Linked DNA regions of Homo sapiens: all the other regions are linked to region 4. A link is a contact called in ENCODE Hi-C or POLR2A ChIA-PET data. All regions are on one chromosome and are shown on one strand. The core of a region is the stretch at or near the end of the contact, and the rest is flanking DNA. Distances in the headings are between cores, read along the strand shown.

What was found. Hi-C counts contacts between places; a loop is a spot of excess contacts on that map. ChIA-PET counts read pairs that join two places held with the same protein, here RNA polymerase II (POLR2A). Pooled maps may share reads with other maps.
Region 1: a loop to region 4 is called in a map of naive thymus-derived CD4-positive, alpha-beta T cell, with 30 times the contacts of the local background. The contact joins the promoter of ATF6B here to the promoter of TRIM26 in region 4. A Hi-C loop is called at or near these places in 1 of 168 maps with a recorded cell type or tissue (naive thymus-derived CD4-positive, alpha-beta T cell) and 6 of 50 pooled maps. POLR2A ChIA-PET finds 5 or more read pairs at or near these places in 2 of 52 experiments (GM12878 and T-cell).
Region 2: a pooled map shows a loop between it and region 4 (5-fold over the local background). The contact joins the promoter of LINC01623 here to the promoter of TRIM26 in region 4. A Hi-C loop is called at or near these places in 4 of 50 pooled maps. POLR2A ChIA-PET finds 5 or more read pairs at or near these places in 2 of 52 experiments (activated CD4-positive, alpha-beta T cell and activated CD8-positive, alpha-beta memory T cell).
Region 3: a loop to region 4 is called in a pooled map, with 4 times the contacts of the local background. The contact joins the promoter of LTA here to the promoter of TRIM26 in region 4. A Hi-C loop is called at or near these places in 5 of 50 pooled maps. POLR2A ChIA-PET finds 5 or more read pairs at or near these places in 2 of 52 experiments (PC-9 and T-cell).
Region 5: a loop to region 4 is called in a map of right cardiac atrium, with 12 times the contacts of the local background. The contact joins the promoter of ZKSCAN3 here to the promoter of TRIM26 in region 4. A Hi-C loop is called at or near these places in 1 of 168 maps with a recorded cell type or tissue (right cardiac atrium) and 1 of 50 pooled maps. POLR2A ChIA-PET finds 5 or more read pairs at or near these places in 1 of 52 experiments (OCI-LY7).

The regions. Positions count from the first base shown.
Region 1 is chr6:32,126,443-32,131,714 of GRCh38, forward strand. ATF6B (activating transcription factor 6 beta) reads right to left here and starts at 1,804. Exons shown (of 18, transcript NM_004381.5): 1 at 1,675-1,804; 2 at 1,229-1,308; 3 at 1,000-1,078; 4 at 661-752. The coding sequence starts at 1,765. It overlaps FKBPL (FKBP prolyl isomerase like), which reads right to left and starts at 3,846. Exons shown (of 2, transcript NM_022110.4): 1 at 3,653-3,846; 2 at 2,265-3,412. The coding sequence starts at 3,338. The coding sequence ends at 2,289. RefSeq lists a cis regulatory region at 5,063-5,272 and a silencer at 5,226-5,272.
Region 2 is chr6:28,859,895-28,865,798 of GRCh38, forward strand. LINC01623 (long intergenic non-protein coding RNA 1623) reads right to left here and starts at 3,783. Exons shown (of 2, transcript NR_033379.1): 1 at 3,390-3,783; 2 at 1-2,121. TRA-AGC2-2 (tRNA-Ala (anticodon AGC) 2-2) reads right to left here and starts at 3,862; the gene lies at 3,791-3,862. It also overlaps the pseudogene RPL13P.
Region 3 is chr6:31,568,442-31,573,849 of GRCh38, forward strand. LTA (lymphotoxin alpha) reads left to right here and starts at 3,848. Exons shown (of 4, transcript NM_000595.4): 1 at 3,848-4,005; 2 at 4,293-4,400; 3 at 4,487-4,592; 4 at 4,840-5,408. The coding sequence starts at 4,302. The coding sequence ends at 5,252. LOC100287329 (a long non-coding RNA gene) reads right to left here and starts at 4,262. Exons shown (of 2, transcript NR_149045.1): 1 at 4,142-4,262.
Region 4 is chr6:30,209,552-30,214,839 of GRCh38, forward strand. It overlaps TRIM26 (tripartite motif containing 26), which reads right to left and starts at 3,855. Exons shown (of 10, transcript NM_003449.5): 1 at 3,754-3,855. RefSeq lists an enhancer at 4,186-5,074 and a silencer at 4,533-4,715.
Region 5 is chr6:28,347,537-28,353,131 of GRCh38, forward strand. ZKSCAN3 (zinc finger with KRAB and SCAN domains 3) reads left to right here and starts at 2,411. Exons shown (of 6, transcript NM_024493.4): 1 at 2,411-2,531. It also overlaps a transcript of ZSCAN31 not described here. RefSeq lists an enhancer at 2,346-2,705.

The sequences.
Region 1 (5,272 bases), core at 554-3,053, 1.9 Mb after region 4:
AATTGATGAAGTCTCATGACTTCAAATATGGCCTCAGAGTGGACAACTTGGGCAAGAACAGTTCCAGAATTCTCAGCAGTCAATAACTCTCTTCTTCCCAGCCCCACATAACTCTTTATATTAAAAAGACCCAAGATCAGGCGTGGTGGCTTATACCTGTAATCCAAGCACTTTGGGATGCCAAGGTGGGAGGATCACTTGAGCCCAGGAGTTTAAGTCCACTCTGGGCAACATAGGAAGACCCCATTTTTACAAACAATAAAAAAAATTAGCCAGACATGGTGGCATGTGTCTGTGGTCCCAACTACTCAGGAGGCTGAGGCAGGAGGATCACCTGAGCTCAGGAGGTCAAGGCTACAGTGAGCTGTGACCCTGTCACTACACTGTAGTTTGGGTGACAGAGGGAGGCCCTATCTCAAAAAAAAGCAAAAAACAAAAAACAAACAAACAAAAAAATCTTCACTGCTAGATAACCAAAGGGGATGTGGAAAATGAAGATATTAAGGAAACGGCAAAGGTAGTGGAGAAGGCCCCCCACACCTCACACACCTCATGACTCATAGCACACAAATCATTTAAATCATTTCTTTGTCACCCACGGGTGAAGGGAATGAAGCAGAGTCCCCGTCACAGAGAGTAAGAGGGATATGGCTCTCTCACCTCGCTGGATGGCTCTGTGGAGAGACGCGATGACTCGGAGCTGAGGGAGGAGGAAGAGCAGGGGGAAGATGGCTCAGACTTCACCTGAAGATCTGGAGGAAAGGGAGTTAGAAATTATCAGGAAGCAGAGCTTAAGAAGAGTCCAAAAAGTACCCAAGGACATGTCGGTGGGGATTCCTGTACCGCAGCAAGGGAGAAGAAACAAAAATAGGGGATTGAAGGAGAGAGGATAGGCACTTATGTAGAAGCGTGAGGATATAGGAAGCTACGTAGTTTCTGGGAAACAGTGGGAAGATGAGGGTTTCTGGAAATCTGAGGGAACGACAAAGACTACCTTACCTGGGAAGATCGGCAGGAGTTCCCATGGGGGCTCAGAGGGGCTGACATCCATCCCCACGTCCAGGGAGCTGCCGTCAAACTAAATAAGGGAGGATACAAGAGGGCAGGAGTGTGAGAAAGGATGAGAAAGTAGGGGTGACTCCAGATGAGTTATGGCCTGTGAATGGGTCCAGGTTCTGGGCTCACTTTCCACCCACCAAGGGTTAGAGAAAGGCTGGGGACACAATACCGGGACATCCTGCTCCGGGCAACGGAAGAGCTGCGTCTGCTCCTCGGCCACTTCATCTAGGCCAGAATACAAGGTGCTGTCTGCAAGAAATGCTGAGCGTCGGGGGGTCGTTCGGTGGCCCCAGCCTACAGATCGCACACAAGCCCCCGCCCCATCCCTCATTGGCTCCGCTCGGCCAGACCCACCGCCCGCCCACTTGAAAAGTGATACAACCAGGGCGCTTCAGCCCCTCCTTCCCCGACCCCGGAACAACTCGACGTTCCAGCAGGGAGCAGAGTTCTTCCCTGACTTTTGTATCCCCCTTAATGCACAACGAGCCCCCTGCTCCGCTCTCCTTCAGATGGCGGATTCCGTATTTGCCCAGACTTCCTCTTTAGGCCCCCGCTTCTTTCCCGCGTGCCTCAGGGACAGTTTGCCACAGCCCTCTCCCCTCCCCGGTGCCTCACTCTGCAGACCCCAGTCCTCCGGGCTAAGCAGGTTGTCGGTGAAGAAACGCGTCGGGTCAGCAATCTCGCTGAGCAGCATCAGCTCCGCCATCTTTCCCCCCCACCCCCCAACCAGGAGACGGTTCCCAAGGCCCGCCTCTCCCCATCACCAACTAATCAGTTGACTCTTTCAAAAAAGGGGGCGTCCCGGAAGCTCTACCGACCAGTAAGAGACCTGGGTGCTGAGCACGTGAATCAACAGATGCGGATGACTGTGTAGGCGGGCCCAATGGGAGCACAGCAGCAGGAAGTAACTTCCAGACAGTGCCATACCGCCAAGCGCATGCGCCAAACAGGCTCCAGTGATAAAGCGCCTGGGAGATGTAGTACCCAGTATTAAGGTCCACCATCTCCCCCAGCCACTACTAAGTTTAGTTTAGACAGCTTCTATGTGTCCTCGGAGATAGATAAGCCCCTCAAAAGGGGCGCACTGTGACCACTGCTACCTCCCCTAGGAAGCCAAAAGCTGAGAATGGGATATGGGCTGAAACCTTCCCTCTGGCCCCCCACCCCCAAATCTCACAGCACAGACCACAATTCACAAGTTCCTGTCTCTTTTAAGGTTTAACTTTTAATCAGCCAAACATCTTGCGCAGACCCTGAGCCAGCCCTGCATCCTGGTTCTTCCCCTGAATGACCACCTTCCCCAGTTCCTCCTGGGCTGCCCGGTTTTTGGGATCTATCGCCAGCACCTTCTTGAGGTCAGCAGTTGCTTTTTCCAGGTTCCCAAGGGCAGCCTGGGCAACCCCCCTTCGGTATAAGGCCTTTAAATGGCCAGGCTCCCGCTCCAACACCCGGTCACAGCTCTGGGCTGCCAACTGAGGCTGCCCTAGCAACAACTGACAGGCAGCCAGATTGGCATGAAGGACAGTTCGTTCTGGAGGGCCAGGTGGGGGTAAAGTCAGGAGCAGCCGAAGAGCCCGTCCATAGCATCGGGCAGCTCCTTCAGGGTTCCCAGCTCGAAATAGTTCTGTGCCCCTTGCACGTTCTTCCCTGGCCAGGGCTTCCTTCTCGCTAGTCTCCAGCTCCCAGGAGTCTCGGCCTTGAGTGAAGGATGCCAGTGTGAGCCTGACAGGAGGTCCAGAGTGCCCAGGCAGCTGAAGCTCTGCTTCCTCACCTTGACACATGGACTCCAAGCATTTCTCTATGAGCTCCCCCCAAGTTTCCTCCCTCCATGGCCCTACGCCCATAGTTAGCTCTGTCCAGCCCTCTGGCGGCCCTGATCCGAAAGGAAACCCCAAAGCCAGTACCCGGCAGCAGGAGCCTAGTTTGGGTTTGTCCAAGCCATGGCCACGGATTACGATCTTCTTGACAAAGCTCCCATCGGGGCAGTACCAGAGATCAGAAGCTTGAAGGGCCTCTGGCATCTGACTGGTTGATCCATGAGACTTATGAGAGTCTCCTTCAAGTTCAGCAACCAGTTTTTCAGCTCCTTGAGTATGCTCTAGAATTTGGCTGGCTGGATCTGGGCTTACTTCCAGCTCAAGCGTTTCGGTAGGAGGGTCTCGGGGCTGCTGCCTAATCTGAATAACTGAATCAAGGTTCTCCCGAAGGTTCTTTTCCCACTCTTGTTGCGGCTGAGAGGTGTCCTTTTCTCCAATTGTATTGACTGGTGGCGTCTCCATATGGATGCTTAGTCCCTTCCACGGTGAGTGAACAGTTTTGGTCAGAAAGGGATGAACCAGGTTCAGGTCAGCACCTGAAAAGAAAACCAAACAATGCTAATAGCAGGGTTCTTATTTAGACTCCTTTCTCGTCCTTTCCCATTCTTCTGAGACCCAGGCCCCTAGTCCTGAAAGTCCCCAGTTTTGCTTTCCTCCAAAAATCTGCTCCAGCTTCCCCGTTCCACCCACATATAATTTAGAACTATAAATTCCACAATTCCCTGCGGTTAAGGTAGCCGCGCCAACTACGGACACCCGGTCGGGTCAATAAGTACCTGCGCGGCCAAAGTGCCTAGCATGGTGACAGGAGGAGCCGGGCCATTCGAATCACCTCTCCTTCCAAAGCTAAATGGCTACTGAATGCTGCCCTCGGAGCCTTGCCCCACGCGGAGAGGGCAGCCGGAGAGGGGCGCGGTGCGGGAGGCGGGGGTAGGGGGCGGAACAACTGGGAAAGATACTGACAACTAACCCTGGAGCCCGCGAGACTCCGAATCTAGTCAAATTCCTGGCAGCCAATCGGGAGAAGGGAGGAATCTGGTTAGCCCGCCTATTGAACGTGACATCATTTCCTCCGCAACCATGAAGCTCCAGGCCTTAGCAACTGAACTAGGCCAGAGCAACCGAACTAGGCAGAATCGAACAGAATTTGGCGCGGTCGGGCTGGCCAGGCTGCTCAAGAGTCAAAGTGGGCCAACATGGTGAGACCCTGTCTCTACTAAAAATACAAAAATTAGTAGGTCATGGTGGCGCGCGCCTGTAATCCCAACTACTCGGAAGGCTGAAACAGGAGAATCGCTTGAACCCGGGAGACAGACGTTGCAGTGAGCCGAGATCACACCATTGCACTCCAGCCTGGGCGACAGAGCGAGACTAGAGACTCCGTCTCAAACAAAAAAAAAAAAAAAAAAAAAAAAAAAAGGTGGGCCGGGCGCGGTGGCTCACGCCTGTAATCCCAGCACTTTGGGAGGTTGAGGTCAGGAGTTCAAGACCAGCCTGGCCAACATGGTGAAACCCCGTCTCTACTAAAAATGCAAAAATAGCTCGGCGTGATGGCGGGCGCCTATATCCCAGCTACCCAGGAGGCTGAGGCAGGAGAATGGCTTACCTGGGAAGCGGAGGTTGCAGTGAGCCGAGATCGCGCCATTGCACTCCAGCTTTGGCAACTGAGACTCTGGGAGGCTGAGGTGGGCGGATCACGAGGTCAGGTGATCGAGACCATCCTGGCAACATGGTGAAATCTCGTCTCTACTAAAAATACAAAAAGTTAGCTGGGCATGGTGGCGTGTGCCTGTAATCCCAGCTACTTGGGAGGCTGAGGTGGGAGAATCGCTTGAACCAGGGAGTCGGAGGTTGCAGTGAGCCGAGATGGTGCCACTGCAATCCAGCCTGGCGACAGAGCAAGATTCCCGCCTCAAAAATAAATAAATAAATAAATAAAAAGCCGGGCATCGCGCACGCCTGTAATCCCAGCAATTTGGGAGGCCGAGGCGGCGGGGGGGGGCGGGGCGGGGGGAGGGGGCGGGGCGGCGGGGGGATCACTTGAGGTCAGGGGTTCGAGACCAGCCTGGACAACATGGTGAAACCCCGTCTCTACTAAAAATACAAAAAATTAGCTGGGCGTGGTGGCGGGCACCTATAGTCCCAGCTACCCGGGAGGCTGAGGCAGGAGAATGGCATGAACCCGGAAGGCGGAGCTTGCGGTGAGCCAAGATCGTGCCACTGCGCTCCAGCCTGGGCGACAGCGCAAGACTCCGTCTCAAACAAACAAACAAACAAACAAAAAGTCAAAGTGTAGAGAAGTCCTGGAATGGAGACTGGGGGCGGATGACAATAGAGTGGAGAATGGCAGAGGTCGTGGTAAATGATAGTGGCAGCAGCCTTTTATCTGGAGACTT
Region 2 (5,904 bases), core at 2,533-5,032, 1.3 Mb before region 4:
CCCAGAACTTTGATGTGCCTCGCACATGAAAGCACCCATAAATAATGGCAAGAACAAATTCACTACAAATTTTCAAAATTATTGTTAGAAAATTTTTCTCAAGAAGCTCTATGGGTAGATGAATCTTTTCTTCTCTGTGTTGATCATAACCCTCCAAAAAACTAAAACTATAGCAAGGCTTCAGTTTTCCACCTCCAGTACCATTTGCGCATTTACAAATGGATTTCATTCAGTTTTCCAAAATTTTAAAAAATTGAACGTTGTTTCAACAATATTTTCAAAAGTAAAATTGTGTAATTTGGGTTGGACTGAAGCTTTCTCTTCTAAAAGATTAATACTTTAAGTTAGTGTTGTCAAATAGGGCTTTTTACAATGATGAAAATGTTCTATATCTGTGCTGTCCACCTGGTAGGTATGACATGCCACGTGTGGCTATTGAGCATTGAAATGGGAATAGTACAACAGCTGTTACCAAAACCTAATAACAAGTATCATTCAAAGCTTGCAGATTTTGTTTTTCCAACTGGGAAATACAAAACATTTAGCACTGTTAATGGACAGAGAAATCCACTTCAGTAGTGAAATTCTTAAGATTCTCCCATTAAAACATACACTTTTTGTCCTTATTCTCAAAATCTGAGAAAGCAACACAAATTTATGGTCTTCTTTAAATCAACATTTGAAAACACCATCGCAAAATTACAACTGAGACAGTGAGAGATCTAACCTAACCAATTCCATCTTGCTTCTAACCTCCAAGCTGTCCTTGTTCATTCCTGGTCGTAGGCTGACCTAACTTTGGGAGGAACTTAGTTTATAGTTTAGCTTTGAAACAAAGACAATAGCAGCCCTTTCCAAAACAAACCCGCTTCCTGCCTGGGGACTAGACTGCTTTCGCAGGACTAACAAATTAGCCACAAGATTATAAATTATGGTTTAGGAGTCATGCAGCTGGAGGCTGCAAGATTCTAAACCTCCCCCAATTGCTCCTCAGGATAACATCACTATTGTAAAACCGAAGATCAGTTCTTGAGATATTTTGCAGCCCCTGTACTCTATGGATCAGCTAGCACCACCCATAACGATAAACTGGCTCATCTGGTCTTGTGGCCCCCATCCAGAAATTAAGCCAACACAAGAGGACAGCTTCGACTCCCTCTGATTTCATCTCCGACCCGACTAATCAACTTTCCCAACTCACTGGTCCCCTACCCACCAAATTATCCTTAAAAACTGCAATCCACTTGGGGAGACTGATTTGAATAATAATAAAACGGGTCTCCCACACAGCCGGCTTTGCATGCCCGTCTTGATAAATGGTTCTGTCTAGGCAGTGGGCAAGCTGAACTCATTGGGTGGTTACACATTTTCAAATTTTCAGAGCTTTCCTTAGACTAAAACTTTACCATCAGTCCTAAGGTAGTATGATCCATGCTACAAAACTCGCCATAAAACCTTACTATGTAACACTGCTATAGAAATCTATAAAGTGTTTCCTTCGTAGGAGGGCCGTAGGCAGCCATGGCGCCCAGCAGGAATGGCATGATGTTGAAGCCCCACTTCCACAAGGACTGGCAGCAGCGTGTGGCCACGTGGTTCAACCAGAAGATCCGCAGAATCAAGGCCCGGCAAGCCAAAGGGCGCTGCATCGCCCCGCGCCCGGAGAGTCGGGACCCATCTGGCCCATTGTGCTGTGCCCTGCTGTGCGTTATCACATCAAGGTGCGCGCCGGCAGAGGCTTCAGCCTGGAGCTCAGGGTGGCGGGCATTCACAAGAAGGTGACCCGGACCACTGGCATCTCTGTGGATCCGAGGAGGCAGAACAAGTCCACCGATTCCCTGCAGGCCAATGTGCAGCGTCTGAATGAGTATTGCTCCAAACTCATCCTCTTCCCCAGAAAGCCCTCGGCCCCCAAGAAGGGAGACAGTTCTGCTGAAGAACAGAAATTGGCCACCCAGCTGACAGGACCGGTCATGCCCATCAAGAATGTAAGGAGAAAGCCCGAGTCATCACTGAGAAGTAGAGGAATTGCAAAGCTTTCGCTAGTCTCCGCATGGCCGGTGCCAATGCTTGGCGGCAATGCTCGGCTCTTCGGCATATGGGCAAAAAGAGCCAAGGAAGCTGAAAAACAGGATGTGTGAAAGCAAAAATAAAGCCCTCTTGGGGACTTGTAATAAATACGTTTTAAAAGAAATCTATAAAGTTTAAACTGATTCTTCCTCTGACAGAGAAAGGCAGTTTCTTAACAGATAGAAAACACGTGAAACTGGTGGTCGGTCACTTCCCAATAAGATCTCAGGAGTGGGGAGAAATAACACAAGATTTAGGAACTATGCCAACGTTTACGACCCCAGGTCTAGAGGTCAAGCCGTGCACTTGGTCTCTCAAGTCGCCTGCTTGGCCCTCTTCCAAGTGTACTTTCCTTCATTAGTGCTCTAAATATTTTCAATAATTTTTCACCCCTGCTCTAAGACTTGCCTCGGTCTCTCCTTCGGCATTATGCTCCTCAATCGAATTCTTTCCTTCTCCTGAGGAGGCAAGAATTAATGTTGCTGCAGACTCCTTACAGATAACTGCCACCGCTAATATGTTGAGATGTTCACACATGCATGTGTGAGGCCCTTCAAAATGTGAGCTGCGGTTAGAATTGGGAAGAGAAGGGAGTGGGGATATGTATCTTTGTTTTCTGATTGCCTTCCATATCTTTTAAAACTAGCTAAGTGCTGCTTCAAGTCAGCCAGATACGAAGGCTTCAATTTATTTAACACAATAAAGAACTTCTATTTGGATCCAAAGCTTACATTATGCTTTAATAAAAGTTACCCTAATAAAGTCAGAAACAATAACAATGAGTCAAAGAAATGCATACAAAGTAGGCCAGGCGTGGTGGCTCACGCCTGGAATCCCGGCACTTTAGGAGGCAGAGGCGGGTGGATCGTGGATCACTTGAGTTCAGGAGTTCGAGACCAGCCTGGCCAACATGGTGAAACCCCCGTTTCCACTAAAAAAAAAAAAATTAGCCGGGCATGGTGGTGCATCATGCCTGTAATTCCAGCTACTCGGGAGGCTAAGGCAGGAGAATCACTTGCATCTGGGAGGCACAGCTTGCACGTGAACCGAGATGGTGCCATTGCACTCTGCACTCCAGCCTGGGAGACAGAGTGAGACTCTTGTCTCCAAAAAAAAAAAAAAAAAAAGCCTACAAAAAGCTTACAAAGTCTAAAATCGGACGAACAAGAGGACACCTGATGGGGGAAAAGAAAAGAGATTGCGATGGGAAGAGAGTGGTGGGGAAATCCGTGGGACAGTTTTCCTATTTTCTGGGTCTGTCCCTTGACCAAGGAACAGCTCAAAAAAGAAAGGATCTAAAATAAATTGTAAAAAATTACCTGTGGTTTCGCATTTGTTTTCTGTCTTTTTCTTTCTTGCTTGATCTTCGATAATACTGGGAAATGTAACCAATGTGATTGGGCTTGTTAATTTGGTGCCTTGCTTGTTTTTCGGGTTTTGGAATTCTGCCAGTCTGTGCTTCCGCGGCCTCTTTCATTTTGTCTTTCATCTCTTGACACAGCCACCCAGGGTGGTGTCAAAGCCTTAGAGCAGAAATGCATCAATATTGAAAGCAAAACGGAGCTTGTTTTCCTTGGTTTCCATGTGAATTTGAAGAATTGAGAGAGAATGAAAGTGCCACAAAAACAAAAGAAAAAAAATTGAGGCGAGTCGTGGACATGATAGACATGATTTTGCAAACAAGGCACATCTAGGAGAAAAGGCGGGAGAAAAATGAAGCTGGAGGTGCCGGGGATTGAACCCGGGGCCTCGTGCATGCTAAGCACGCGCTCTACCACTGAGCTACACCCCCCAACGCTCAACGTGGGCCAAAATATTTCTATGACCTGTTACTATTATCGGTCGTGCCAAGAAGCATATTTTGTCGAACTTAATTTTGAATTCGCTATACTGGATATTGTTTCCTGACTGCGCTGAGAGAAGGAAAACTGAATGTTATATCGAAAGTCCCGTGCTGGGCCTGGGATCTCCCGCTGCAGGTCACCCTCTCGGACGGCCGCTCGACAACCACCTATCGGGGTTTATAAGGGAGCCGTCCTGCCTGGCCGCCCCCCAGAGAAAGGTCTGTGATGGGGTGATTCTGCTTGGAAAGGTTGCCAGGAAACCGCGAGCATAACGCAGAAAGATAAAACGAAAGCCCTAAACGCCGCCGTGGGAATTTAAGTCCAAGGGGCAGAGAAAACAGGAGGGGAATTGCAGATCGGCTTGTCCCGGTCGTAGTTACTGCCCCTGCAGGTTCCCGCGCCCAGCCTCGGGATGGAGAACCTGGCACGCTACGTTTCGCGGGCTCTGAGACTCGGGTGGTGAGAGTCGCCGAGATGCGCACTGGGAAGAGAAAAGAGCCAGGACGCACCTGCATTTATGGCGCCATCGCCCGGGCGGAATCCTCCACGGAATAAAAAGTATGCAGAAGCAAGGCGATTTATGACTGCATAAACCCTCCGTGCTCCTGGAGAGTTCTTAGACCTCTCCACTCCTTGGCACAACTGACCTCTCCACTCTTCGACAAACTGGCAAGCGCTTGCCGCCGTTCGCCAAACCTTGGTACGACAGTCAATCCAGAAATGAGCTTCTGGAACAAATCCTAAATCCTTTTTTGTCTGTCTTCTTCTGATTCGCTCTCATCCTTAAGGGACCTGTTTCTCCTTCAAAACCTGAAAACATCTAACCTATAGTACCAACCCCAGATCCAGGCCTGGCCTTCCTGACCAGTCAAAGCCAGTTGGACTGTGCGCCTAGAAGTGGACAGACATGCGAAATGCCATACTGTATACGTACAATGCATAGGCCAAAGGCGACCCTATGACCCAGAGATTAGAAAGACTCGGACGTCTTTTGACTGGGTTCAGGTCACACTACTCCCAAAATACGACACCTCGGCATTTGAGAAAACAGCAGAAGCAGAAACGTTTTTCTCTGGGCCCTTGTTCCGTGAAGCGGGCCATGAAAGCTACCTGATCTTCCAATTAAAGTAGGTGATAAGACCGTCAATTCAGAGGGGAGAAAATGTACTTGGAGGAAATAAACGAAGACACAGAGATGCCAAAGAGAACCTGAATAAACAGGCTTTGCTAAGTTCACCCCAGTTTATAACCATTAGATCATACCCCCTTTTATCCAATTATACTGCTATGGGACTATCCACTTCATCAAACCTAAGCATAAAAATATAGGAAGTCCTCACTTATTGTCAGTTGGTTTTTGGAAACTATTACTTTAAGCAAAATAAAACTAATTCTACCATAGACTAGACTAATTGATTTAAGAGTTAATTTTCTTGGCAAATGTCTGATCACAAAAACACCAAATTTCTAAATAAGGACTCCAAACACTTCTAACACTAAATATTGAAAAAAATATGAGCTGCACCTCAAGTTAAGATCAGCAAAAACGACATGATTGATTTATTTTTGGTGAATCAGTGACTGCAATTCTAGTGGTGGCAGGTTATATCAAGGAATAAATGTTTGTGAAATAGCAGTTGTAAGGAGCAACTCCTACTAACACACAATTCGTAAAACATTGTGTCCGGAATTGGCGGGTTCTTGATCTCACTGATTTCAAGAAAGCCACAAGTCCTCCGGATGAGTGTTACAATCGTTAGATGCGGTGTAGCCAGAGTTCATTCCCTCTGACGTTCGGATGTGTTATAGAGTTTCTTCCTTCTGGTGGTTTGGTCTTCTACTGGCTCAGGAGTGAAACTGCAAACCTTGGCAGTCAGTGTTACATCTTCTAAGGCGGCGCCTCCGGAGTTGTTTGTTCTTGCCCGAGAATTCATGTTTTTCCTAACTTCAAAAGATAAGCTGCAGACCATCAACAAATTACAGCTCATAA
Region 3 (5,408 bases), core at 2,598-5,097, 1.4 Mb after region 4:
GATTTAAGGTTAGGGTTACAGTTGGGGTTGAGTTTGAGTTGTGATTTGGGTTGAGGTTAAATTTGGGTTAGGGTTGATGTTGGTATTAAATCCCAATTCAGGTTTTGAGGCTAAGTTCAAGTTTGAAGCTAATGTCATTTCAGTCTCATTTGGAGGCTTCAGAGATTTCACTAGTTTCTCCACAAAGACCACTATAAAGACTGTATTTCCCTGAGTCTGGGGCACAAGACTCCAGTCATCAGCTCTCCCACCCAGGGAAAGTCCCAAACCAACTGCTGGCCTGCCCAAGAAAGAAACCAAATTCATACAACCTCCGAAACTGAGATTGAAACCAAGATTGGCCCATCTCAAGGAGCATCCTTCGCATATCTCACATGCACGTGACACTGAGCCTCAGCCCAGTCTTACCCTTCCTTCCTCTGTGTCTCTCATGTCTCCCCATCACCCTTCTTGCCTTCCCTTTTTTGTCTTTCAATGTCCCATTCTTCCTCTTTAATTTAAATTTCTCTCTGTGTCTCACTGTTAATTGCAATACCTTTTTTTGTTTGCTTGTTTTGTTTTGTTTTGTTTTTTGGTTTGTTTGTTTGAAATGGAGTCTCACTTTGTTGCCCAGGCTGGAGGGCAGTGGCACGATCTCGGCTCACTGCAACCTCCGCCTCCTGGGTTCAAGCAGTTCTCCTGCCTCAGCTTCCCTAGTAGCTAGGATTACAGGCGCGTGCCACCATGCTCGGCTAATTTTTTGTATTTTTAGCAGTGATGGAGTTTCACCGTATTAGCCAGGATTGTCTCTATCTCCTGACCTTGTGATCTGCTCGCCTCAGCCTCCCAAAGTGCTGGGATGACAGGCATGTGCCACTGCTCCTGGCCTTGTAATAACATTTTATATTTTAATATAGCTCAGCTGGGGTCCCAGTCCATCAGCTCATACCATTAGAGAAGCAGAAAGAGACAACAGGAAGCAAAAAGGACCCTGAGAGAAAGGGCAACACAGAGAAAAAGAAAGGAGCAGGGGCTAAAAGGGAAACCCACACTGACACAAGAGATAATAAGGTTAAAAGAATGAGAAGAAGGTTGGGCGCAGTGGCTCACGCCCATAATCCCAGCACTTTGGGAGGCCAAGGCTGGTGGGTCACCTGTGGTCAGGAATTCAAGACCAACCTGGCCAACATGGTGAGACCCCGTCTCTACTAAAAATACAAAAAAAAATTTGGCGGGCTTGGTGGCGTGTGCCTGTAATCCCAGCTACTCGGGAGGCTGAGGCAGGAGAATAGCTTGAACCTGGGAGGCAGAGGTTGCAGTGAGCCAAGATCGTGCCACTGCACTCCAGCCTGTGCGACAGTGAGAAACTGTCTCAAAAAAAAAAAAAAAGGAAAAGAAATTTTCTGACCTATCTCATCTGATAGTAGGTTATAAGACCCTCATTCCAGAAGAGGTTCTGCCCTATACCTGGGAGGAAGGAATGCTGTACAGAGAGACCAAGAAGAATATGGCCAGGCCTTGCTGGGATCCCCCCAGTCCCAGTCTGTGACCATTAGATGATACTCCTTTTGTTCAATTACATTTCTGCACAGCTGTTCATTCTTCATCAAATCTAAGCATAAAAATAGTTTTCCCCTGGGTCCTTGGGTCTTCATTTCTGAAGGCTCCCATGTCACCTAAAACTTTGATTAAATAAATGTATTATGCTTTTCTCTTGTTAATCTGTCTTTTATTATAGGAGTATTGGCCATAACCCTTATGATGGGTCAGGAAGGGATCACCCCTTTCTGCCCCTACAGAAATAATAGCTAAGACTAGTAAAGCATAAAAGGCAAAGGGGCAGGTCCTCAAGTAGAGAAGAACAGGAGAAATAGCTCATACACACCCAGAATGTTACTTACATGTCCCTCCATGTTACACCAAGACCCCTCAGGGACCTTGTGCCTGGGGAGAGAAGTGGTCTGCCCCATGCAACAGTGGGCTTTACCCCGGGTCACCACCAGCCCCAGCTCCAACCCCTCTAACACTCTCCAAGTAAAATCACATCAGTAGCAGTAATAATATTTGAGGTGACAAGTTGGTATTATCTCAAACTTAGGAAAAGTGAATAAAGTCATCTTTAGAAACTGCTTTTTTTAAACCTTGTAACTTGCAAGCTAAGTGAAAATGGGCTCATGTATGAGAATGTTCGTGTTAGACATTTTTTGTGTTAGACAAAAACTAGAAACAAACCAAATCCCCATCAACAGAATATATTAGAATATATTGATACAATAGAATATTACATCATAATTTTTTTTAAAAACATTACTGATACATACAACCACGTATATGAATCTCACAAACATAATGCTGACTGAAAGAAGTCAAACAGAAATGAGTACATTCTGTGTGATTTCATTTATATGATGCCCCAAACCAGGAGGAAATAATCTATGGTGATAAAAGTGAGAGAGTGGTTGGTTATCTTTGGAGGGTATCAGCAGGGAGGGGGCATGAGGGAACCTGCTGGGGACCTGAAAATACGTGGAGCTGGGTGGTGGCTACATACAGATGGAAAAATTCATCAGCTGTACACTTAAGAGGTGTCCACCTCATACCTAAGTTACATATCAATAAAAAGGAAAAAAATTTTGGAAACTTTTTTTTTTTTTTTTTGAGACAGAGTCTTGCTCTGTCCCCCAGGCTGGAATACAGTGGTGCGATCTTGACTCACTGCAGCCTCCGCCTCCCAGGTTCAAATAATTCTCCAGCCTCAGCCTCCCGAGTAGCTGGGACTGCAGATGCGCACCAGCACGCCTGGCTAATTTTTGTATTTATTATAGAGATGGGGTTTCACCATGTTGGCCAGCTGGTCTCAAACTCCTGACCTCAAGTAATCCGCCCACCTCAGACTCCCAAAGTGCCAGGATTACAGGTGTGAGCCACTGCACCAGGCCTGGAACAATTTTAAAATAATGTATTGGCTCTGCAAATGCAGCTTCAGAACAAGTCCCTTAGCTGTCCCCACCCCACCCTAAGTCACCACCCTTAAGCCTCACCCATGTGGAATTCTGAAACTTCCTTTGTAGAAAACTTTGGAAGGTGTCTGCCACATTGATCCTGGAATGTGTGTTTATTTGGGGTTATATAAATCTGTTCTGTGGAAGCCACCTGAAGTCAGGAAGAGATGGAGGGCATCCTTCAGGAGTGAGATGAGACCTCATCATACTTGACTGTCCAGCATCATCTCTGAGTAAGGGGACCAAAAAATTTATCTTCCAAACTAGGACACTTTCAAGAGTGGAAGGGGGATCCATTAATATTTTCACCTGGACAAGAGGCAAACACCAGAATGTCCCCGATGAAGGGGATATATAATGGACCTTCTTGATGTGAAACCTGCCAGATGGGCTGGAAAGTCCGTATACTGGGACAAGTATGATTTGAGTTGTTTGGGACAAGGACAGGGGTACAAGAGAAGGAAATGGGCAAAGAGAGAAGCCTGTACTCAGCCAAGGGTGCAGAGATGTTATATATGATTGCTCTTCAGGGAACCGGGCCTCCAGCTCACACCCCAGCTGCTCAACCACCTCCTCTCTGAATTGACTGTCCCTTCTTTGGAACTCTAGGCCTGACCCCACTCCCTGGCCCTCCCAGCCCACGATTCCCCTGACCCGACTCCCTTTCCCAGAACTCAGTCGCCTGAACCCCCAGCCTGTGGTTCTCTCCTAGGCCTCAGCCTTTCCTGCCTTTGACTGAAACAGCAGTATCTTCTAAGCCCTGGGGGCTTCCCCGGGCCCCAGCCCCGACCTAGAACCCGCCCGCTGCCTGCCACGCTGCCACTGCCGCTTCCTCTATAAAGGGACCTGAGCGTCCGGGCCCAGGGGCTCCGCACAGCAGGTGAGGCTCTCCTGCCCCATCTCCTTGGGCTGCCCGTGCTTCGTGCTTTGGACTACCGCCCAGCAGTGTCCTGCCCTCTGCCTGGGCCTCGGTCCCTCCTGCACCTGCTGCCTGGATCCCCGGCCTGCCTGGGCCTGGGCCTTGGTGGGTTTGGTTTTGGTTTCCTTCTCTGTCTCTGACTCTCCATCTGTCAGTCTCATTGTCTCTGTCACACATTCTCTGTTTCTGCCATGATTCCTCTCTGTTCCCTTCCTGTCTCTCTCTGTCTCCCTCTGCTCACCTTGGGGTTTCTCTGACTGCATCTTGTCCCCTTCTCTGTCGATCTCTCTCTCGGGGGTCGGGGGGTGCTCTCTCCCAGGGCGGGAGGTCTGTCTTCCGCCGCGTGCCCCGCCCCGCTCACTGTCTCTCTCTCTCTCTCTCTTTCTCTGCAGGTTCTCCCCATGACACCACCTGAACGTCTCTTCCTCCCAAGGGTGTGTGGCACCACCCTACACCTCCTCCTTCTGGGGCTGCTGCTGGTTCTGCTGCCTGGGGCCCAGGTGAGGCAGCAGGAGAATGGGGGCTGCTGGGGTGGCTCAGCCAAACCTTGAGCCCTAGAGCCCCCCTCAACTCTGTTCTCCCCTAGGGGCTCCCTGGTGTTGGCCTCACACCTTCAGCTGCCCAGACTGCCCGTCAGCACCCCAAGATGCATCTTGCCCACAGCACCCTCAAACCTGCTGCTCACCTCATTGGTAAACATCCACCTGACCTCCCAGACATGTCCCCACCAGCTCTCCTCCTACCCCTGCCTCAGGAACCCAAGCATCCACCCCTCTCCCCCAACTTCCCCCACGCTAAAAAAAACAGAGGGAGCCCACTCCTATGCCTCCCCCTGCCATCCCCCAGGAACTCAGTTGTTCAGTGCCCACTTCCTCAGGGATTGAGACCTCTGATCCAGACCCCTGATCTCCCACCCCCATCCCCTATGGCTCTTCCTAGGAGACCCCAGCAAGCAGAACTCACTGCTCTGGAGAGCAAACACGGACCGTGCCTTCCTCCAGGATGGTTTCTCCTTGAGCAACAATTCTCTCCTGGTCCCCACCAGTGGCATCTACTTCGTCTACTCCCAGGTGGTCTTCTCTGGGAAAGCCTACTCTCCCAAGGCCACCTCCTCCCCACTCTACCTGGCCCATGAGGTCCAGCTCTTCTCCTCCCAGTACCCCTTCCATGTGCCTCTCCTCAGCTCCCAGAAGATGGTGTATCCAGGGCTGCAGGAACCCTGGCTGCACTCGATGTACCACGGGGCTGCGTTCCAGCTCACCCAGGGAGACCAGCTATCCACCCACACAGATGGCATCCCCCACCTAGTCCTCAGCCCTAGTACTGTCTTCTTTGGAGCCTTCGCTCTGTAGAACTTGGAAAAATCCAGAAAGAAAAAATAATTGATTTCAAGACCTTCTCCCCATTCTGCCTCCATTCTGACCATTTCAGGGGTCGTCACCACCTCTCCTTTGGCCATTCCAACAGCTCAAGTCTTCCCTGATCAAGTCACCGGAGCTTTCAAAGAA
Region 4 (5,288 bases), core at 2,605-5,104:
ACCCAGTCTGTGGTATTCTGTTACAGCAACAGAAAATGGATTAAGACAAATAGCATCTTAGATTTGGTGAGATGTGGCATATTTCCTAAAAAGTGCTGCCAGGATCATCCTTCTAGCACACAGGATCTCATCCTTGTTATTCTCCTGCTTCAAATCTCCTAGCTGAGGCTGGGTTTGGTGCCTCATGCCTATAATCCTAGCACTGTGGGAGGCTGAGGCAGGAGGATCCCTTGAATCCAGGGGTTCAAGACTAGCCTGGCCAACATAGGGAGAGACTGTCTCTAAAATAAAATAAATAAATAAAAATAAAAATAAAAATAAAAACAAACACACCAAAAAAACTCCTACTAGCTGAGGTCAAAACTGCACAGGTGGCCGGGCACGGTGCCTCACGCCTGTAATCCCAGCACTTTGGGAGGCCGAGGTGGGCAGATCATGAGGTCAAGAGATCGAGACCATCCTGGCCAACATGGTGAAACCCAGCCTCTACTAAAAATACAAAAATTAGCCGGGCATGGTGGCACGCGCCTGTAGTCCTAGCTACTCGGGAGGCTGAGGCAGGAGAATCGCTTGAACCCAGGAGGCGGAGGTTGCAGTGAGCTGAGATCACGCCACTGCACTCCAGCCTGGGTGACAGAGCGAGACTCTGACTCAAAACAAAAAAAAAAAACTGCACAGACATCCTCCCCTGCCCTGCATCCGGCTAGCCCCAACTTACCCATCCAGCCCCAAATCCCTCCTCGTCCTACCTAATTCTCTGGCCATTAGATACACTGAACCAGGAAGACAGCCCCTTCTTCACTCCCCACTCTCCACCCATTCCCTTGTACATGCTCTTCTCTCCAGTCCAGCGCATCCTTGAAGGCTTGAATACAATTTGTCCCCTTATCTGTGAGGTGTTTCCTGTACCCATCCCACCTCTGAGTTGAATGTATCCCTCCTCCTGCAGCTTTGCATACACTGTATTTCTACAATAGCACTATCACAGTGCTTCATACAGTAGCACCCCCCATCCGCTAAAGATACATTCATACAGGAGTCCCCTCAATCCTCAGGAGATGCATTCCAAAACCCCCAGTGGATGTCTGAAACCTGTTTCTCCTACACATACACACTTGTAATAAAGTTTATAAAGTAGGCACAGAAATAGATTAACAATAATAACACAACAGAATAACAATATACCGTAATAAAAGTTATATGCATGTGGTCTCTCTCTCTCTCAAACTATCTTGTACTGTACTTACCCTTCTTGTGATGAAGGAACAGTGGGAGGGCAAGAGATTTCATCATGCTACTCAGAACAATGCACATCTAAAACTTATGAATTGTTTACTTCTGGAATTTTCTGTTTACTGTCTTTGGGCTGAGGTTGACCATGGGTAACGGAAACCACGGAAAACTAAGCTATGGATAAGTGGCTGTAATTGATATTTTTATCTGTCTTCTCTCCCACCAGAATGTGAACCCAAAGGTCATGCCTCACTGACCTTTTTATCTCCAATATCTGGCACAAAGTAGGGGGTCTGCAAATGTTTGTGAAATGAATGACCTCCTCTAATTCCAGAGCCCTGCCATCTCCATTCTTCCCCCTTTCACTACACACCCCCCTTTCCCACATTAAAATTCTGCTTCAGCAGCAGGCTTCCAGGGCTCTCTTTAGATTAGACATTCTTGCCCACACACATTACCTAGATATCTCTTGGCCTCCCTCCACACACACACAATTTTGGGGGGAAGAACAAAATTCCATTTCTATAAAGCTGGCAAAATCTAATTCATCCTGATGCCAGCCAATTTATGTTTTTGTCTTCTCAAACCAATTTCCCATTCTCTGTGTCTTTTCTATTCTGATCCTGGGGGGGTCCAAGTCTGAAGTCATTCCAAGAAGCCTCAATACAGACCATGGACTCTCTTCGGGGGTTTGCAGTGTCTTCTGTGGTGGTCACACACAATCTGAGTCCAACCTGTTACTCCCCTGCAGGAAGTGATATCTAAGAAGTCACCCACTGCCTTAGGCCTTCAGTCTCCTTACCTCTTAACAAGGGGAAAATATTTTGCCAAGTTTACCAGGCTATTTGAGGTTGAGGCAAGGTCACATAAGTACGAGTGTCTCATTAGCAAAAAGCTCTATAAAAATACTATGAAAGAGCACAGGAGCCAATGTGAAAAGAGCTCCCAACAGCCAAAGCCACAGTAATTTGAGCAACAAAATTAAGTAGTATTGGATTATAAACCAAAGTATAAAATAAATGTCCCTGAGTCTACACTGAAATTAATGATTGAATAAATTAATAAATTGGGGGAAGAGAGAAACAAATCTTCCATGCAGAATAACTGCAAACAATAATATGTAGATACTTGCCCTCAAGAAGGGGGAATATAACTCTTGGCTCCCTAGGTATGGGCTGCACTTAGTGACTTCCTTCTAAAGAGGACAATACACGCAAAGAGTGGAAAAGAGACTAACTGTACAGTGGAGAAACCTGAAAAACACTATCTCACCCAAATCAATATTAAGTCATAAATCATGTTAGTACATGCCCTTGATACGATGGGATGATAATGGCAATCTACCTCTGTGGTCTTCCTCCCAGTTACCCATAAGCCCAGTCTTAGGAGAAAAACATCAAATTCCAATAGAGGGGCATCCTACAACATACACGACCAGTATTCTTCAATGCTGTCAAGGTCATCAAAACAAGTCTGAGAAACTCCCACAGCCAAGAGGAGCATAAGGAGACATGACAACTAAATGTAATGTGGTAACCTCCATGGGATCATGAAACAGAAAAAGTACTGAGGTAAAAACTAAGGAAATCTGAACACACTATGGACTTTGGTCAATAATAATGTATTGATATTGGTTAACTGCAACAAATGTACCACACTGAGGTAAGATGTTAATAACAGGGGATCCGGTTTGGAGCATGTGGGAAGTTTGTACTATCTTCTCAATTCTTCTGTAAATCTAAAAGTGTTGTAAGAAATAAAGTCTACTTAAACAATAAAATTGCAATTTTTGAAACATAAAAAGCCTATTTTTTTTAAAGGTGATTTTTTTGAACTTGGGGAAAAACATGTTAGGGATTATGATTTCAGCTAAGAGTTAAAAACAGGAGGTTAAGGCATGCATAAACGAATGTCATTCTCCCCTCTTTTGAAGTACACACAAATCGTGGGTCAAAATTTGAAATCTACTGGAGATTTGGAAGTGTGTCCCTCCCATTTACTCCACAGAGTTAAATTTACACTTTTTTTCTAAGGCCAAATAGGGAGAAAATCAGTAAGAAAAATGCTAATGAGCTGGAAGGAGTGAAAGCACAGCTCCAAGTATTTGTGGCTAAACCGGTTTACTCCGAACAAAAAAAAAAAAAAAAAAAAGAAAGAGAAAGAAAGCATGACACTTTGGTCAGGGAGCTGGATTAGTCGCCTATCTACCAGGCTCCAAGCAACCGGACGGTCATCCAGGCCCCGCTTACTTCTGGTTCCGCAGACTAGAATGGATGGGAGTCTGAGTAGGATACCAGAAAGCGAGAAAGACCCAAGAGGAGGGGGAGAATGTAAGGACAAGCAAACAGGAGGGATCTGGCTGGCAGGGAGGACGCAGCGAACTTGACCCCCTCCTGAGCCCGCCCGGGGGCCTGGCCCCGTTTTGAACCCGGGCCCGGCGGCTGCGTTGGGTCGCCCCAAACCCGGTGAGCGTACGAGACTGTTGCTTCGCTGTATGTCTCATGTGCACCCCCTACTCACCGGTCCCGAGCTCCGGGCCGCGAATCCCGGCCGGCACCCCTCCTCTCTCACGGCGGTCTGTTCCGGGTCCCGCTCCTGCACGAGCAACCAGCGCGACAGCTCGTCCCCGCCCCGTAATCTCCCGGCTATTCGGGGCCCTTCGCCGAGATTTCTCCCGGACCAGCCCCGGGATTGGCTCCTGCCGAACTTCGCCATCCAATGGGAACCTTAGTCTCTTTTACGTCACTGATCACCGGGCAAATCCCCAGACAGCCGCGGGCGGTGGGGCACCAGGGGCAGCGAAATGGAAACTGAAATCAGGCGGGACCGAGGCTGCGCCAAGAGCCGCAGCCTGAGTTTGGCGCGTAATTGGGGTGGCCTGTTACACGGTCTAAGGGAGTAAATGCTAAGGCTTAGGAGTCACCTACGTAGGACTCTTGAGAGGGCAATAATCCCCTTTCCACCTCTCGAGACCCCTCACTGCCCAACTCTGGCCTTATGCTGGATCAGGGTCCGAGGGCGCTTTGAGGCGAAGGTGGCGCTCGCCAGGTGCTCAACATCAAATACGAAGTCCCCGCCCCTAACGTGGCCTAAATTTGCTTCCAGGACAAAGCAGGATTTTAGCAAGCAAATACTCTCAGAGACCTATTTACGAAAATTATTACTTCCTAGGTAAAATAACGTTCAACCAGACAGCCATTGTCGCCATTCGACGGAAGGAAAAACTGAGGTTCCAGGAGCTTAAGGGTCTGGGCCCAGTTCAGGGGGGTTGTTTTCGCTCCTCGACGCTGAATTTAGAAACCAGAGGCTACAAAGCGGGCCGAGACTTGGGTTCCCCAGGTCCTTGGTGGGGAGGTTTCCAGGAGGCTCGGGCGCGCCCCCGTCCACGGCCCCGGAAGCTGACGTCGCCGAAGCGTACGCCGCTGCCCAGCCTGCGCTCTCTTCCTGCTCTGCCTGCAGCCGCCGCGTCCGGTCCAGCCGCAGGGCCATGCCCTGTGCTGCGGTTGCCGTGTCCCAGGCGCCGCCGCGTCAAGATCCCCGTCTTTCCCGGCCAGCCAGGCGGCAGCGGCATTCAGCTCGTGCACTGGGCTGGCAGCAGGCTGAGAAGAGGCGGCGCAGGTTCTCCGGGTCAGCCAGTGCCCTGCTCCTAAGGGTAGAGATCTAGCTGGGGACACTGGTCGTCCGCCTAGGCAGTGGTGAGAGGGTGGGCTACAGTTGTTTGGGTATTCATGAATGGAGGAGCTCAGGGTCCTAGACCCTAAAACCTGCTGAATCTTCACCCCTCCTCCGCTGGGGGTAGGGAAATTTGCACTGCATTTAAGCAATGTATAGTGGAGTGGGTGGGACATTCAGAAGAAACCACGCCCACATTTAACACCCGCGTCCTTCCCTTCTACCCCAGCCCAGCATTTTGTCTTTTTCCCCTTTGTCCAGCAGTATAACTCACGCTGCCCCTCCGGGCTGAGAGGAGTGTAGACCTCACCTGCTGAGCACAACTCTGGCGGGCCTGTGCTCTGGAGGTGGTCTCAGCACCTACCTAGACCCTCTTGATACCT
Region 5 (5,595 bases), core at 1,161-3,660, 1.9 Mb before region 4:
TGTATTTATTTATTCTGCTTAATTCTTTTGTTTGTTTTTGTTTATTATTATTATTTTTTTGGCTCAGTCTCCCCTGGAACATTAGCTCTATGAGAACAGGGGTCTTTACCTTTTATTGCCCTTGTTATATCCTGAGCATCTAAAGCTATGTCTGGCCTAGACTAGTCAATTAACATTTTTGTTTATGTACAAGAGCTCCTACAGGGTAAGTACTTTGAAGCTGCTGGGCCAATGTGTGTATCATTTTCAGGTTTACCATATATTTCAACTTTACTATATATTTCAAAATTGCTTTTTTAGATGAGTGTACCAATTTATAGTCCCAGCAACTGTGTATGACAGTCTCAAAATTTTCACATTCTTATCAGCAAATGTTATTACTCAGGTGTTGGTATAAAATGATTTAAAATTTGCCTTTATTTAATTGCTAATGATTAACTGTATATGCTATGTTTATTGGTCATTCGAGATTCCTCTCTGGGAATTGCCTGTGCATATTTTTTGCCATTTTTTTTCTGTATGATTGTTGGCTTTTTTCTCTCTTATTCATTTGTAGATGTTTATTATATATTCAGTGGACTGATCCTTTGTTGACTATATGTGTTGCAAATATCTTCTCCCAACCTTTTAATTTAATTGTCTTTACCATTAGTTTCTAGTATCTTTTGATATAGTTTTAATTTTTAATGAGGTCAAATTTATTTATTGTTTTCCTTATAGTTTGTATGTTTATGCAGTTTAAAAGAAATCTTGTTTTACTTGAGCTCATAAAAAAATGATTCTATAGAAGCAAACTTGTGAATAGAAAAAAGAGCAATTATTCTAAATTTTCTTTTAAAAGTCTGAAAGTTAGCTGACTGGAATTGATTTTTTGTGCAACATATAAAGTAGAAACCCAATTTTATTTCATTTTTCCATTTAGATATCCAAATATTACAGTACTATTTGTCAAGTAGCTCCTTTATTCCTCACTGATTTGTAATGCAATTTCCACCATATATCAAGCATCCACACATACATGTTTGTTGCTCAGTCCTCAGTTCTGTTTCATTGGTCTATTTGTCTGTAGTTGTGCCAATACTATATTGTCTTAGCTGCTATAATTTTATAATAAATTATATAGGGCAAGTTTCTGCAGCTCCTTCATTTGTTTTAAAAATGTCTCGGATTCGTGACTCTTTCATTATTCCATATACATTTAAAATCAACTAGTCAAGTTCCACTGAGCACAATTGGAATCTTGATTTGCTTTGTACTGGATTTGTGTATCAATTTAGGAAGGAATGATATCTTTATGATATTGAGTTCTCATATATATAGGTGTATATACATGTCTCATATACAGGTGTATACACATGTCTTATATACATAGGTGTATATACATGTCTTATACATAGGTGTATATACATGTCTCATATACATAGGTGTATATACATGTCTCATATACATAGGTGTATATACATGTCTCATATACATAGGTGTATATACATGTCTCATATACATAGGTGTATATACATGTCTCATATACATAGGTGTATATACATGTCTCATATACATAGGTGTATATACATGTCTCATATACATAGGTGTATATATATGTCTCATATATAGGTGTATATATATGTCTCATATATATAGGTGTATATATATGTCTCATATATATAGGTGTATATATATGTCTCATATATATAGGTGTATATATATGTCTCATATATATAGGTATATATTTCAACTACTTATCCCTAATGAATAAAGTTACTAATGTTTCCATTCAGGTATCTTTTGTAAGTATTTGCTTCTGTGATAGATGTCTTTTAAAAATTCTATTTTTATAATTTTGATGGAGAATGTGATTGTGAACATGAATTTTAAAAAGTCCAGCCAACTTGCTAAACTCTCTTATTAATCATCATAATTTGAGTGTTAGATTATCTTGGATTTTTTATGTAAACCACGCAGCATGTTCCTTAAAATTTATGTATTTAGAATTCATATTCTAATTAGGCAATGCAATCAACTCTAAAATTAAAAGTACATTTAAAACATGCACCCTAACACTTTCCTTCTCACTCTTGTCCCCGTTTTCACTCAGTTTCTGACCGTTCACCTCTCGTAGGTAACCACCATTATTAATTTTCCGATTTTTCCAGGGCTTCTTTGTGCCACACACGCACACATAATTTAGATTCTTTTTACTCTCTTCTATTCGCAAATATAGCAAATTATGAAAATAATTCTGCACCTTGCCTTTCTCCCTTAGTTATAGCTGGAAAAATAAAAATTTAAAAGCCTCTTTAATAGCAAAAGGGGAGGGGACACAAGGTGCCGAGCTAGCAAACGACAGAGTCTGTCAGGGAGGTGGCTAGAGAGGCCCGGAAGTGGCTTCTGTGCCCCGCCCTGCGGGTGGTTTGCTAGTTTCAAGCACTTTGTGAGTATGGGGTGAATCGGCGTCGGCCTTCCACTGTGGGGTTAAATCTCATCCCGCGGCTCTCCTCCTGTCGGTCCTGCAGTTCTTTTGTCCCCGGGTAGAGGTGCGTTTGCAGGAGTATGTGTGTGTGTGTGTGTGTGTGTGTGTTTGTGGAGAGAGGCCCTTCCCTCCCCAGTTCCTGCAGCCTCGGCTCCCAAGGAGGGAGACCCCTGCGAGAAGCCGTGGGGGAGGGAAGGGCGCTCTGCGGCGGAATGAAGTGGTCCTCGGCGTTCCTGCGTAGAGCCCAATATGGGTGTCCCTTGTTTAGGGCCGTTACCGAGTGTCCGGGTCGGTTCTTGAGGGTATTTGGAGACGGGATGCATGGGTCACATAGACAAGCCTCGAGAATGGGAGCCGTTACATTTTTGCACTGCCTGGTAACAAGGTCAGTTTCAAGGTCTTTAAATTATTCTGTGGTACTGGCCAAGAGCCAGAACGTTGGAGTCAGATTACCTGGTTCAAATCCTGCCTCTGCCACTTACTGGCTGTGTGACTTTTCACTAGTTCCTAAGCTCTCTCTCTGCCTCATTTTACTATTTTGTAAAATGGGGATAATATTCCCTAACTCACTGGGTTGTTGTGAGGATTGAATGCATTCGTATGGGTAAGGTGCAGAGTAAGCATGATTTAAAGATTTGCTTTTATTAGTGGTACTATTATTATTTATAACTATGATGACACATTAGTGACTGGCTTTTGTACGGTTGCTTTCAATTTTACTGTCATTCATCAATTCACTTTGTAATGGATGATTTCTATATTTTAGGAGGGAAAAATAAGATACTCTGAAAAAGAGCCTATCCCAAAGCAAAGACCAAAACTGGTTTGTGTTGGACGTTGTGATACTCAAACTCTCAAAGGCTTTAAGACTCGGGGGTACCTTTTCCTTGGCTGGAGATTAGGAGGAACAATAGAAGTTTTTAATAGTGAAAAAGGACTAGGACCCCTGGTTTTTGCAAAAATCTGATGTCCTGCTTAGTGCTGGAGATCCACCAGTTTTCGAGCTTCCAGGAACGCCCTAGCCTGAAACTGGCTTCATACTAACACCCTTCATTTCAACCCAACTTTTACAGGGTTAGCTCTTTCATAGACTTGTAACTCTTTTCTGTTAATGAGAAACTTTCCTTTCCTTATCTTCAGTATATTTACTGATTTGATAAATACTTTGTGTTGGCAACCAATTTCCCAATCTTGTGCCTTCCCACTGTGATCAGTTTGGCTCAGATCCAAGTAGGGGCCAGGTAGTGAAACCTAAATGGAGTTTGTGGAATAAATGATATAAATGTATCAGTGTTGTTTTCCTGCCATAGACTTCCTCCCTTCCCCACCGTGGACACCCTCCTCATTCCACTTGGGCTCCAGATTCACTCTGGGTTGGGCTGTGGCTCTCTCTCGCCTTCCTTGACCCTACCTTAATGCTTTTTGGCTGTATTATTCAGGAAGGAAAGAAGTTAGGACATTGTTTAATTTTCTAAAATTTTGGAGAGAAATTTAAACACATTTAATTGTAGAGAGAATGTTACAATGAACACCAATATAACCATGACTCAGCTTCAGCCATCATCTTTTGGTCATTTTCTTTCATTCTTCTTTTCCCTCCTTTCCACTCTCTTTCCTTCCCTTCTCCTCCTCCTTCCCTTTTGTCTCCCTCCTTCCCTTTTACTTCCTCCCTCTTTCCCTCTCTCCTTTCTTTCCCTCTCCCTCCTTTCTTTGTCTTCCTTTCCTTCCCTCCCTCTCCCCCTCTTTATCTCTTTTTTTTCCTCATTTCGTCCCTCTCTTCTCTTTCATTTTATAGCAAATTGCAGATGGAAACATTTTAGTTCACTCACAAGTACAAGTACTTCAGTGTCAATTTCTTATATACAGGGACTTTTATCTTAATATAATCATAGTATCATGATCACACGCAAAAAAATTGACAATAATTCCTTGATATCATTATCTTGATTTTCAAATAATTGTCTCAAATATTTCTAGAGTTTTTTTTTTTTACAGTCTTTTTACAGTTGTTGTTTTCAGTGGGGTCCGAATATGGTTCACCATTTGCATTTATTTGATAAGTCTGTTCAGTCTTCTAATCTATGACAGTTCCCATTCCCTCCCACTCCTTTTGGTAAAAATGCCATTTATTTGTTGAGGAACTTGAACCTTCTGTTTTATAAAATGCCTCACATTCTGGATTTGGTCGATTGCTTCTTTTTAGTATCTTTAACTTATTAGATCTCAAACTCAGCTGCACATCAGAATGACCTAGAAAGTTTTAAAAGTTATTGATGTATTAAAAGTCCCACCCCCAGAGAGTGATTTAATTGATTTTTTTTTCATTGCAATCTCCATCTCCCAGGCTCAAGTGATTCTCATGCAACAGCCTCCCAAGTAGCTGGGATTACAGGTGTGTACCACCACACCCAGCTAATTTTTGTATTTTCAGTAGAGACAGGGTTTCGTCATATGGGCCAGGCTGTTCTTGAACTCCTGACCCCAGGAAATCTGCCTCAGCCTCCCAAAGTGCTGGGATTACAGGTGTGAGCCACTGCACCCAGGCTGATTGATCTTGATTGTACCCAAGGCATTAGGATGTTTTAAAAGCTCCCCAGTGATTCTAATATGTAACAAAGTTTGAAAGCCTTTAATGTAATTTGCTCCTATATTTCACCTGTACACTGGTATTTGGATCTAAAGACTAGATTAGATTTAGGCTCACTTATTTTGGTATTATTAGCTCATGTAGGAGTACCCCAGATCTCTTGTGGCAGCTTATTAGGAGGAAGTATTTTCTGGTACTTTTGATTTGTGACAATCAATGGCTTCTCTCAGTTTCCTAATTTCCTTCTATTCCCTACCATCCTTTGAACTGTAGAGAGTTGGACTGAGGAATAGAGGTTCAGGAAGACACGGACTTGGAATTGTTTTTCCCTTTGTAACCTCTACCAGCCTTACATTTCTTTTCTTTTCTTTTTCTTTTTTTTTTTTTTTTTGAGGCAGAGTCTTGCTCTGTTGCCAGGCTGGAGTGCAGGTGCAGTGGTGCGATCTTGGCTCATTGCAACCTCCGCCTTCCGGGTTCAAGCGATTCTCCTGCCTCAGCCTCCCAAGTAGCTGAGACTATAGGCGCATGCCATCACGCCCAG